2 separate regions of the Homo sapiens genome follow, and region 1 is linked to region 2. Evidence: chromatin contacts called from ENCODE Hi-C or POLR2A ChIA-PET data. All regions are on one chromosome and are shown on one strand. The core of a region is the stretch at or near the end of the contact, and the rest is flanking DNA. Distances in the headings are between cores, read along the strand shown. Region 1 overlaps MMP24-AS1-EDEM2 (MMP24-AS1-EDEM2 readthrough). Region 2 overlaps TRPC4AP (transient receptor potential cation channel subfamily C member 4 associated protein).

Region 1 (6,566 bases), core at 1,068-3,567, 180 kb before region 2:
TCACCTTCTGCCACACATCGAAAGCCTGGCGAATAGCTTTCCGCGTGTCTAGCTCACCCACTTTTGGGGTATAGTTGTGAATGCTGGTGAGAGAGGGGAGGATCATTAGGCAAGATCAGAGAGTCAGAGACTAGCAGAGCTAAAATAGATACCTGAGACAATGTGGCTCAGTGATCTGATTTTGAACCCTAGAATTCTGCTTAGCTGCCTCAGGGATTGAAGAAGAGGCTGAGTAACAGAGCTCTGGATCCCCACCCTGCCTCAGTCAGATGGCTTTGCTTTACTCAGTGTTTTCCATTTGATCTCCAGCAAAGCTGTGTCGAATAAAGGATTCCACTCTAGTTTGTTGAGAAAAGTAAATTGGGGCTGGGCGCAGCGGTTCACGCCTGTAATCCCAGCACTTTGGGAGGCCGAGGCTGGCGGACCACATGAGGTCAGGAGTTCGAGACCAGCCTGACCAACATGGTGAAACCCTGTCTCTACTAAAAGTACAAAAATTAGCCAGGCGTGGTGGTGTGAGTCTGTAATCCCAGCTACTCGGGAGGCTGAAGCAGGATAATTGCTTGAACCCGGAGGCAGAGGTTGCAGTGAGCCAAGATTGCACCACTGCACTCCAGCCTGGGTAACAAGAGTGAGACTCTGTCTCAAAAAAAAAAAAAAAAAACCCAAAGGAAATTGGTAGATAGCATTTTCTGAATTTTAAGTTTTTTTCCCTAATACGAAATATGTTCATTTATAAAAGTTATAAAAATATTCAAATAATAGAGAGGAGTTTAAGTGAAAAGTCTCTTTAAAAAATCTTTGGTACCAATCTTTGGCTTGTCTGCCTAGAAGCTGGCCGGTATCTGATTTAATCCATTATAGGTTTAGCTGTTTAGCGTCGCTGTGTTCATATTGCATTGGTTCTTCACAAAACAACGTTACTACCTGTGGGTTCCCTGCCCTGTGACCCTCTGGGGCATGGATTATTCTACCTACTCCACACGTAAGGAAACTGAAGCCCAGAGAAGTCTAGTGATAGAAGTTACTCAGAGTTGGGTTAGAACCCAGTGCTTCTTTCTCTTGATCCACTCTACCCCTTCAAGAGACCCAAGAGTCTATTCAGTTTCTAACCTAGATTCTTAAGTTTCCTTCTCTTGTCAGATTTCTGGAAAAAAAAAATCCCGTTCTGAAGGGACAGCTTATCAGCAGAAGAGCCCTTAGTTCAACCCTAACTTTCCTTCTCTTGTCAGATTTCTGAAAAAAAAAAAAAAAAAAAAAAAGTCCCGTTCTGTAGGGAGTGCTTGTCAGCAGGGGAGCCCTTAGTTCAACTCTTGAGGATCTCTGTCTTAGATCTTGCCTCTGCACCAAAGGGATCCACCTGAGATGACAGCAGAGCCTTGAGAAGTGCCAGCCAGCACCCACCCGAGCCTGCCCATGCCTGGCCCTTGCCCCAGCCCCACCTGAGCCTGCCCATGCCTGGCCCTTGCCCCAGCCCCACCTGAGCCTGCCCATGCCTGGCCCTTGCCCCAGCCCCACCTGAGCCTGCCCATGCCTGGCCCTTGCCCCAGCCCCACCTGAGCCTGCCCATGCCTGGCCCTTGCCCCAGCCCCACCTGAGCCTGCCCATGCCGGGCCCTTGCCCCAGCCCCACCTGAGCCTGCCCATGCCTGGCCCTTGCCCCAGCCCCACCTGAGCCTGCCCATGCCTGGCCCTTGCCCCAGCCCCACCTGAGCCTGTCCAGTGCCTGCCCCTTGCCCCACCCCCACCTGAGCCTGCTCAATGCCTGGCCCTTGCCCCAGCCTCACTCCGGTGCTTCAGTCTGCTGTGATGGGCTCCATCATCTAGTTCTTGGGCCACTGATCTGACTTGGAGATGGATCCTGCTCTGCCCTTGGTTCCTCCAGACAGTCAAAGATGACACTATTATGATTCAGGTCCCAGTTCTTTATACTCCTTAAGAAACAACTGGAACTCTGCGTTGGGAATCTCAGGTGAAGTCCATCAGGTGGATTTTGGGGTGGGAGGATCCAGATCAGAGGGAATGGGGTTTGGCAGGCAGTGATAAGGAGACTGAATTAAGCCATGGTTTTGTTTGTTTTGTTTTGTGGTTTTTGTTTCATTTGTTTTGTTTTGGAGACAGAGTCTCACTCTGTCACGCAGGCTGGAGTGCAGTGGCATGATATAGCTCACTGCAAGCCACGATTCTTTTTCACAGCTGAAAGTTACCAAACCATTCATACCCCACTTCCTGTAACCTAAAAACTATAGGCATCTAAACAGAAGACAACTAAGAGCCCCCAGAGGACCAAATAAACCTGAGGTTGGAGTCACAGCATCCTGTGGAAGCCACAAGGAGGACAAGGTTATGGGCTCTCAGCACCTAGTGCCAATGCCCACATGCCTGGCTCTTGGCCTATGTTGTAAGCCTGATCCCCAGGCCCCCCTACATTGTGAGCCTTTGAAACTCAGGCCAGGAAAAACAGAGTGAGGGTGGAGCCAAAGGCAGGGAGGAAGAGGGAGAGTCGAAGCACCTGTAGGTGATGTGTTTTTGCCTCCACTTCTGTCCAGTCAGGGCATAGCGCTTGTTTCTCCGCCTACGGCTTAAGTGGGGGTGATCAGGGACACCACATCGGGGTTTCTTCATCCACCTGGGCAGAGAGAGGACACACACACACGCATATGCACTGTGGTCACTGAACACTTTAGGAAGGGACTGCCTATTCCCCAGCTCCAGTCTGGAAAGCAATGTGCATCCTCAAGCTACACTCTGGGACCCTGGCTTGGATGGACCCCAACAAGAACATGATTGATTGATTCATTAATTCATGCACTCACAATCATAGATGAGGAAATAGCTGTATAAAGACTGAGAATCAGAATATATGGGCTTGATAAGCTCCAGCTCCACCACTAGTCATAGGACCCCCAGGCAAGTGGCTGAACCAATATGAACCTCAGTTTCCTCCTCTGCAACATGAGAACTCTAGTTCTTGGTCTTAGGTGGAGGTGCGTCTTCAAGGAGGAAGTACATGTGAAAATGCTCTGTAAATGCAATGAGATTACAGGATGCCCTGGTTAAAAGCCTCCAGCGACTTCCCCAAACACTGAGAATAAAATTCAAACTCTTCAGCTGGGCACGGTGGCTCACGCCTGTAATCCCAGCACTTTGGGAGGCTGAGGCGGGTGGATTATCTGAGGTCAGGAGTTCGAGACCAGCCTGGCCAACACGGTGAAACCCCATCTGTACTAAAAATACAAAAAAAAAAATTAGCCAGCTGCAGTGGTTCACACTTGTAATCCCAGCTACTCAGCAGGCCGAGGCAGGGGACTTGCTTGAACCCGTGAGGCGGAGGTTGCAGTGAACCAAGATTGTGCCATTGTGCTCCAGCCTGGGCAAGAAGAGTGAAATGCCGTTTCAGGAAAAAAAAAAAAAAAAGAAGTGGCTTAACAACTGTGGGATGTGGAACATAATTCTCTGCAGCACTTATTATATTGTGTTGTGATTTAAAATTTATTGGTTTATTTCCTCTAATAAATGGTAAATTGAGGACAGGAACTATGTCCTATTCATCATTGTATCCTCAAAAGAAGGTAGCCCAGTGCCTGAAATTACGTAAATCCTGATATCTGTTTGTTACCAGGTGATATGTTTTGATTTGTGTCTCTGTTGGAGGCGGGGCCTGGTGGGAGGTGATTGGGCCATGCAGGCAGACTTCCCCCTTGCTGTTCTGCTGATAGTGAGTGAGTTCTCATGAGATCTGGTTGTTTAATGGTGTGGAGCACCTCCCCCTTCTCACTCTTCCCCCTGCTCCTGCCATATGATGATGTGCTTGTTTCCCCTTTGCCTTCTACTACGATTGAAAGTTTCCTGAGGCGTCCCCAGCCATGCTTCCTGTAAAGCCTGTGGAACCCTGAGCCAACTAAACCTCTTTTCTTTATAAATTACCCAGTTTCAGGTATTTCTCTTTCTTTCTTTCTTTTTTTTTTTTTGAGACAGAGTCTCGCTCTGTTGCCCAGGCTGGAGTGTAGTGGTGCCATCTCAGCTCACTGCAACCTCTGCCTCCCAAGTTCAAGCAATTCTCCTGCCTCAACCTCCTGAGTAGTAGCTGGGATTACAGGCGCGCACCACCACGCTTGGCTAATTTTTGTACTTTTAGTACAGACAGGGTTTCACTATGTTGGCCAAGCTGGTCTTGAACTCCTAGCCTCAGGTGATCTGCCCACCTTGGCCTCCCAAAGTGCTGGGACTACAGACATGAGCCACTGCGCCCAGCACATTCTTTTAAAATGTTTAATTCTTGGCCAGGTGCAGTAGCTAACACCTATAATCCTAGCACTTTGGGAAGCTGAGGCAGGAGATTGCTTGAGCCTAGAAGATTGTGACCAGCCTGGGCAACATGGCAAAACCCTATCTCTACTAAAGATACAAAAAATTAGCCAGGCATGGTGGCATGTGCCTGTAGTCCCAGCTACTAGGGAGGCTGAGGTGGGAGGATCACCTGAGCTTGGAAAGTTGAGGCTACAGTGAGCCAAGATCACACCAGTACACTTGGGTGAGGGGAGTCAGACCTTGTCTCAATAAATAGATAAATAAATAAATAAAATAAAAAAGTTTGATTCTCAAAACAACACTGTGAGGTAACAGAAATTATTATTCCCGGGCCAGGCACGGTGGCTCACACCTGTAATCCCAGCACTTTGGGAGGCCGAGGCGGGCGGATCACGAGGTCAGGAGATCGAGACCATCCTGGCTAACATGGTGAAACCCCGTCTGTACTAAAAAATAAAAAAAAAAAATTAGCCGGGCGTGGTGGCGGGCCCCTGTAGTCCCAGCTACTTGGGAGGCTGAGGCAGGAGAATGGCTTGAACCCAGGAGGTGGAGCTTGCAGTGAGCCGAGATCCCGCCACTGCACTCCAACCTGGGCGACAGAGCGAGACTCCGTCTCAAAAAAAAAAAAAAGAAATTATTATTCCCATTTCACAGATGAGGGAAACAATCCACAGATAAATCCAGTACCTTGCAAAACACAGAAATCAGCAAGGCAGGACTGGAACTTAGTTGAATGAAAAAATGAACTATTCATTAATGCAATTTAACAAAGCCTGGAGCTTTTATTTTTTCCTGTCAGTGCTTAGCACAAAGCTGAGCTAGAGGAACTATGTTGTTGACCAAATGAATGAGTGAATGAATAAATGTGTGACATTTCCCAAGGCGACACTCAAACATAGGACTTTAAATGGCTAATCTAGCTTCCTTTAATTAACAGTCCCTGGGAAGGGAACCAAGAACCACCTCTGACTGAGTTAGACCCAAAGGCACCTAGGGGAGGAAACAGGCTCAGAGAAAGGCAGCCATTGCCCAAGGTCACAGAGCTGGAGCTGCATCTTGGGGCTCTAAATTCTACCCTGAACACTCCCCATCTCAGGTCTTGGATTAATAAGTGCAACTGGCTTCCTCCTTCCCCTGCTTCCAGACCACAACTCCCCCGCCTTCTACAAGGAGGTGTGGGCAGAACTGCAAGTGGGAAATGCCATCCTTTTCCCTCGGATCATTCCCGCTGCCTCCTCCTTTCACCATCCACCTGCCACTCTCTGAGCGCCATCCAACAGGCCTGGGGCTTTTTGGAACAGAGTAAAACCCAAGGCCAGGTGGTGCCGCAGCAGAGACACCAGTGCTTCTGCCCCAGGATGCACTGCCATGAGGCCTGTGCAAAGCCCTCAAAATAACCTCCGCTTTGAAAGGCGGCTGGGCTCTCTTTAACCAGCCCACTCTGGAGACCACGGGGCCAAGGAGTCCACTGTATTCACAACAGCACAGGAGAAGAAGTTCACACTCATAATCAGAGAATCCTAGGAATGGGAAATGTTCACACAGGATTTTAGGATCCTAAAACCCCAGACTTGCCAAGTTTTAAAAGCTTAGATGCTTAAAATAATGGAATCTAGGCTGGGCACGGTGGCTCACGCCTGTAATCCTAGCACTCTGGGAGGCCGAGGTGGGCCGATCACCTGAGGTCAGGAGTTCGAGACCAGCCTGGCCAACATGGTGAAACCCCATCTCTACTAAAAATACAAAAAAAATTAGCCAGCATGGTGGTACATGCCTGTAATCTTAGCTACTTGGGAGGCTGAGGCAGGAGAATCGCTTGAACCCTGGAGGCAGTGGTTGCAGTGAACCGAGATCACGCCACTGCCCTCCAGCCTGGGTGACAGATCGAGACTTCATCTCATCAAAAAAAAAAAAAAGGGGGGGGGAATCTAGAATTTAGAGCCATAATCCAACACCCTCCTTTGCAAATGAACACACTGAGACCCAGAGAGATGATTCTGTCCAGGAGTGACTTACGTCAAATTGATCCTTGATCCACAACTGGGTGCATTTCCTGTTCCTCCCCCCACCAACTCCCTTGGATCCTCACCCAGCCCTGCTAGCATCTTCCACCTGCCTCAGGTTCCCCTCCCTTCCCACCTCCTTAGGAAACTCACTCCTGTTCTTTTCCATGCTTTAATGATGTGAATGGCTTTTCTTAAACAACTCTCATAGCTTTCTTAAGCAAGTTTAAGGCTGTTCAACTCTCTCCTATCT
Region 2 (6,856 bases), core at 4,230-6,729:
ACAAAGGGAAGCCCATCAGACTAACAGCGGTTCTCTTGGCAGAAACTCTACAAGCCAGAAGAGAGTGGGGGCCAATATTCAACATTCTTAAAGAAAAGAATTTTCAACCCAGAGTTTCATATCCAGCCAAACTAAGCTTCATAAGTGAAGGAGAAGTAAAATCCTTTACAGACAAGCAAATGCTGAGAGATTTTGTCACCACCAGGCCTGCCTTACAAGAGCTCCTGAAGGAAGCGCTAAACATGGAAAGGAACAACCGATACCAACTACTGCAAAAACATGCCAAATTGTAAAGACCTTCGATGCTAGGAAGAAACTGCATCAACTAATGAGCAAAATAACCAGCTAACATCATAATGACAGGATCAAATTCACACATAACAAAATTAACCTTAAATGTAAATGGGCTAAATGCTCCAGTTAAAAGACAGACTGGCAAATTGGATAAAGAGTCTAGACCCATCAGCGTGCTGTATTCAGGAGACCCATCTCACATGCAGAGACACACATAGGCTCAAAATAAAGGGATGGAGGAAGATCTACCAAGCAAGTGGAAAACAAAAAAAAAAGCAGGGGTTGCAATCCTAGTCTCTGATAAAACAGACTTTAAACCAACAAAGATCAAAAGAGACAAGGCCATTACATAATGGTAAAGGGATCAATTCAACAAGAAGAGTTAACTATCCTAAATATGTATGTACCCAATACAGGAGCACCCAGGTTCATAAAGCAAGTCCTACAAAGAAACTTAGACTCCCACACAATAATAATGGGAGACTTTAACACCCCACTGTCAACATTAGACAGATCAACGAGACAGAAAGTTAACAGGGATATCCAGGAATTGAACTCAGCTCTGCACCAAGCGGACCTAATAGACATCTACAGAACTCTCCACCCCAAATCAACAGAATATACATTCTTCTCAGCGCCACGTCGCACTTATTCCAAAATTGACCACATAGTTGGAAGTAAAGCACTCCTTAGTAAATGTAAAAGAACAGAAATTATAACAAACTGTCTCTCAGACAACAGTGCAATCAAACTAGAACTCAGGATTAAGAAACTCACTCAAAACCACTCAACTACGTGGAAACTGAACAACCTGCTCCTGAATGACTGCTGGGTACATAACGAAATGAAGGCAGAAATAAAGGTGTTCTTTGAAACCATTGAGAACAAAGACATGACATACCAGGATCTCTGGGACACATTTAAAGCAGTGTGTAGAGGGAAATTTATAGCACTAAATGCACACAAGAGAAAGCCGGAAAGATCTAAAATTGACACCCTAACATCACAATTAAAAGAACTAGAAAAGCAAGAGCAAACACATTCAAAAGCTAGCAGAAGGCGAGAAATAACTAAGATCAGAGCAGTACTGAAGGATATAGAGACACAAAAAACCCTTCAAAAAATCAATGAATCCAGAAGCTCGTTTTTCGAAAAGATCAACAAAATTGAAAGACCGCTAGCAAGACTAATAAGAAAAGAGAGAAGAATCAAATAGATGCAATAAAAAATGATAAAGGGGATATTACCACCAATCCCACAGAAATACAAACTACCATCAGAGAATACTATAAACACCTCTACGGAAATAAACTAGAAAATCTAGAAGAAATGGATAAATTCCTGGACACATACACCCTCCCAAGACTAAACTGGGAAGAAGTTGAATGAATCCCTGAATAGACCAATAACAGGCTCTGAAGTTGAGGCAATAATTAATAGCCTACCAACCAAAAAAAGTCCAGGACCAGACGGATTCACAGCCGAATTCTACCAGAGGTACAAAGAGGAGCTGGTACCATTCCTTCTGAAGCTATTCCAATCAATAGAAAAAGAGGGAATCCTCCCTAACTCATTTTATGAGGCCAGCATCATCCTGATACCAAAGCCTGGCAGAGACATAACAAAAGAGAATTTTAGACCAATATCCCTGATGAACATCAATGCAAAAATCCTCAATAAAATACTGGCAAACCAAATCCAGCAGCACATCAAAAAGCTTATTCACCACGATCAAGTTGGCTTCATCCCTGGGATACAAGGCTGGTTCAACATATGCAAATCAATAAACGTAATCCATCATATAAACAGAACCAAAGACAAAAACCACATGATAATAGGTGCAGAAAAGGCCTTCGACAAAATTCAACAGCCCTTCATGCTGAAAACTCTCAATAAACTAGGTATTGATGGGACGTATCTTAAAATAATAGGAGCTATTTATGACAGACCCACAGCCAATATCATACTGAATGGGCAAAAACTGGAAGCATTCCCTTTGAAAACTGGCACAAGACAGGGGTGCCCTCTCTCAGCACACTCCTATTCAACATAGTGTCGGAAGTTTTGGCCAGGGAAGTCAGGCAGGAGAAAGAAATAAAGGGTATTCAATTAGGAAAAGAGGAAGTCAAATTGTCCCTGTTTGCAGATGACATGATTGTATATTTAGAAAACCCCATTGTCTCAGCCCAAAATCCTCTTAAACTGATGAGCAGCTTCAGCAAAGTCTCAGGATACAAAATCAATGTGCAAAAGTCGCAAGCATTCCTATACACCAATAACAGACAGCCAAATCATGAGTGAACTCCCATTCACAATTGCTACAAAGAGACTAAAATACTTAGGAATCCAACTCACAAGGGATGTGAAGGACCTCTTCAAGAAGAACTACAAACCACTGCTCAATGAAATAAAAGAGGACACAAACAAATGGAAGAACATCCCATGCTCATGAATAGGAAGAATCAATATTGTGAAAATGGCCATATTGCCCGAGGTAATTGATAGATTCAATGCCATCCCCATCAAGCTACCAATTACTTTCTTCACAGAATTGGAAAAAACTACTTTAAAGTTCATATGGAACCAAAAAAGAGCCCACATTGCCAAGACAATCCTAAGCCAAAAGAACCAAAGCTGGAGGCATCACGCTACCTGACTTCAAACTATACTACAAGGCTACTGTAACCAAAACAGCATGGTACTATTACCAAAACAGAGATATAGACCAGTGGAACAGAACAGAGCCCTCAGAAATAATGCCGCATATCTACAACTGTCCGATCTTTGACAAACCTGACAAAAGCAAGAAATGGGGAAAGGATTCCCTATTTAATAAATAGTGCTGGGAAAACTGGCTAGCCACATGTAGAAAGCTGAAACTGGATCCTTTCCTTACACTTTATACAAAAATTAATTCAAGATTGATTAAAGACTTAAATGTTAGACCTAAAACCATAAAAACCCTAGAAGAAAATCTAGGCAATACTATTCAGGCCATAGGCACGGGCAAGGACTTCATGACTAAAACACCAAAAGCAATGGCAACAAAAGCCAGAATTGGCAAATGGGATCTAATTAAACTAAAGAGCTTCTGCATAGCAAAAGAAACTACCATCAGAGTGAACAGGCAACCTACGGAATGGGAGAAAATTTTTGCAATCTACCCATCTGACAAAGGGCTAATATCCAGAATCTACAAAGAACTTAAATTTACAAGAAAAAAGCAAACAGCCCCATCAAAAACTGGGCGAAGGATATGAACAGACACTTTTCAAAAGAAGACGTTTATGCAGCCAACAGACACAGGAAAAAATGCTCATCATCACTGGCCATCAGAGAAATGCAAATCAAAACCACAATGAGATACCATCTCACACTAGTTAGAATGGCGATTATTAAAAAGTCAGGAAACAACAGGTGCTGGAGAGGATGTGGAGAAATAGGAACACTTTTAAACTGTTGGTGGGACTGTAAACTAGTTCAACCATTGTGGAAGACAGTGTGGCGATTCCTCAAGGATCTAGAACTAGAAATACCATTTGACCCAGCCATCCCATTACTGGGTATTTACCCAAAGGATTATAAATCATGCTGCTATAAAGACACATGCACGTGTATATTTATTGCAGCACTATTCACAATAGCAAAAGACTTGGAACCAACCCAAATGTCCATTTAATGGTAGGCTGGATTAAGAAAATGTGGCACATATACACCATGGAGTACTATGCAGCCATAAAAAATGATGAGTTCATGTCCTTTGTAGGGACATGGATGAATCTGGAAACCATCATTCTGAGCAAACTATCGTTAAGGACAGAAAACCAAACACCGTGTGTTCTCACTCATAGGTGGGAATTGAGCAATGAGAACACTTGGACACAGGGTGGGGAACGTCACACACCAGGGCCTGGCATGGGGTGGGGGGAGGGGGGAGGGATAGCATTAGGAGATATACCTAATATAAATGACGAGTTAATGGGTACAGCGCACCAACATGGCACATGTATACATATGTAACAAACCTGCATGTTGTGCACAAGTACCCTAGAACTTAAAGTATAATAAAATAAAAAACAGCAAAAATAAATAAATAAAAACCATGTAAGTTATATTGAACGTAATGAAACTGAATGACAGTGTTCTTCAGAGGTGAAGTTTTGATTATTATATCACATAGTAAGTTATTTTAAAATGTAATAGAAACTAATTAAACTTAGTCTTTACGTTTAAGAAGAGACATTTTCATATTTTGAATCTCACAGTCTGATAGAAATAATTATAGCTTCTTAAACTTGTTTAAAAATGCTTTTCAAAGAGTTGCACATTATTTGCTTCTTGCAAAATCTCAGGAGATTGAGGTGAAGTTAAAGGGGAGGGAAATTAATATTTGTATATCTTTGCTATGTGATCATCATTTCTTTATTCATTAAGTAAGTACTTATTTGAAACTTACTATGTTTTAGGTTTTCTTGTAAGATTTTTTTTCCTCTTAGCTTTGTTCCATATGAACAAAGGATTCTGTGGCCGTCAGTTTGAGAACTACTACCCTATGTGTGCTGTATCAAATACTCTGTCTTGGAATCTGTGGGGAATACAAAGTGGGATCTGTTTGTGTTGTCCTCAAGGAACGTTTAGTCTAGGGAAGAAATAACATAGGTTTGGCCGGGCGCAGTGACTCACGCCTGTAATCCCAGCACTCTGGGAGGCCGAGGCGGGTGGATCACAAGGTTAGGAGATGGAGACCACGGTGAAACCCCGTCTCTACTGAAAATACAAAAAATTAGCCGGGCGCAGTGGCGGGCGCCTGTAGTCCCAGCTACTCGGGAGGCTGAGGCAGGAGAATGGCGTGAACCCGGGAGGCAGAGCTTGCAGTGAGCCGAGATCGCGCCACTGCACTCCAGCCTGGGTGGCAGAGCGAGACTCCCTCTCAAAAAAAAAAAAAGAAATGGTTTGTAAATAGGTGCAAAGTAAAAGTGCTAAATGTTACAAATGAGTTGTAGATTGTTTTGGGGGTCTGAAGAGCATGCTTCTGGTTGGGGGAAATCAAGAAGACTTCCTGCAGGAGATTATATTTGAGCAGTGACTTGGTTATTGCTACAGAACTAGTCACCCCGAAACCTAGCAGCCGGAAGTAACAAGAATCATTTATCTGTCAACAATTCTTGGTTGACTGAGTGGCTCCTCTGCTTCATGTGCTGTTGGGTAGGGTGGTACTGAGATATCTGGAATGTCCAAAATGGTCTCTCTCACATCCCTGGCAGGTTGGTGCTGGCTGTCAGCTGGAGATCAACTAAGGATGTTGCTCTTGGCCTCATTTCTTCTCCTTATGGCCTCCCCATTGGCTGTGTTCTCACAGCATGATGTTTGGGTTCCAGGATGGCAAGAGCGAAGTCTGTCAGGCTTTTTATTTTTTTTTAATGACAGAGTCTCCCTCTGTTGCCGAGGCTGGAGTGCAGTGGCTCTATGTTGGCTCACTGCAACGTCTGCCTCCGTGGCTCAAGTGCTTCTTGTACTTCAAATTCCTGAGTAGCTGGGATTACAGGTGTGTAGCACCACATCCGGCTAATTTTTGTACTTTTAGTAGAGATGGGGTTTTGCCATGTTGGCCAGGCTGGTCTCAAACTCCTGGCCTCAAGTAATCCGCCCACCTTAGCCTCCCAAAGTGCTGGGATTACAGGTGTGAGCCTGGCTTTCTTAAGGCTTGTGCTGGAAGTGGCCTAGTGTCACTTCTACCACATGCTGTTAGTTGAGGTGTGTCATACCAGCCCAGATTTAGTGTGAGAAGGGGCTTTACAGGGGCCTGAATACTAGGAAGTGTGGTTCATTGGGGACTGTCTTTGTGTTCATGGGAACTCCAGTTGGGACTAAAGCTCAAACTGATGCTTTAGTGTCTGGTCTGTGTTGGTTACTAAAACAATGTATGTACTTTTTTTTAAAAAAACTAGGAAATTTCTCCTCTTCTCTCCATGGAGGCTATGGCATTTGTTACTGAAGAGAGGAAACTTACCCAAGAAACCACTTATCCAAATACTTACATTTTTGACTTGTTTGGAGGTGTTGATGTAAGTAGCTATTTATTATTACTACTGCTGTTACTACTGCTTAATGGTTTGGGAATTTAACTTTTGAAATGGGAGATAGGAAAGATTTCAGAATTTATAACATTTCAGATTTTAACTTTTAGAAGCTTAGCGGCATTTACATGTTGAAGCAGCATAGTTTTTACTTCAGAAGAATTCATTTATTTAAATTGGTGTATACCTTTTTAAAAAAATACTAAGTGAAAAGTACATCTCTAAATTTCCCAGTGTCCCCTCCTCAGAACCAGTTGTGATTACTAGTTTCTTGTGTGTCCTGCTTAAGATGTTTTGTTTTTTTTGTGTGTGTGTGTGTGTGTGTGTGTGTGTGTGTAAATATTCCCCACCACCTCCACCTTAGTTTATTTTCTCCGCACATAGAGTGATATACCATATACACGGCTACACTATTCTGTACCTTCTTTCTTCTTCTTTTTTTTTTTTTAATTAAAACAATTTTAGGCCGGGCGCAGTGGCTCACG

What was found. A loop is a pair of places that touch in the nucleus more often than their neighbours do. ChIA-PET counts read pairs that join two places held with the same protein, here RNA polymerase II (POLR2A). Pooled maps may share reads with other maps.
Region 1: a loop to region 2 is called in a pooled map, with 2.7 times the contacts of the local background. The contact joins two enhancer-like sites. A Hi-C loop is called at or near these places in 1 of 50 pooled maps. POLR2A ChIA-PET finds 5 or more read pairs at or near these places in 7 of 52 experiments (Caco-2, OCI-LY7, Panc1 and 4 more).

The regions. Positions count from the first base shown.
Region 1 is chr20:35,247,967-35,254,532 of GRCh38, reverse strand. The region is part of intron 2 of MMP24-AS1-EDEM2 (MMP24-AS1-EDEM2 readthrough); the gene reads left to right. MMP24 (matrix metallopeptidase 24) reads right to left here. Exons shown (of 9, transcript NM_006690.4): 3 at 2,512-2,628; 4 at 1-83. Among named protein-coding and RNA genes, the nearest start is that of MMP24, 25 kb to the right of the region's middle. Within about 2 kb of position 2,317, at least 5 of the 41 ENCODE cell types and tissues checked have a DNase peak (open chromatin) inside an H3K27ac peak, as active enhancers do.
Region 2 is chr20:35,068,799-35,075,654 of GRCh38, reverse strand. It overlaps TRPC4AP (transient receptor potential cation channel subfamily C member 4 associated protein), which reads left to right. Exons shown (of 19, transcript NM_015638.3): 3 at 6,243-6,359. Among named protein-coding and RNA genes, the nearest start is that of TRPC4AP, 21 kb to the left of the region's middle. RefSeq lists an enhancer at 5,148-5,317. Within about 2 kb of position 5,479, at least 3 of the 41 ENCODE cell types and tissues checked have a DNase peak (open chromatin) inside an H3K27ac peak, as active enhancers do.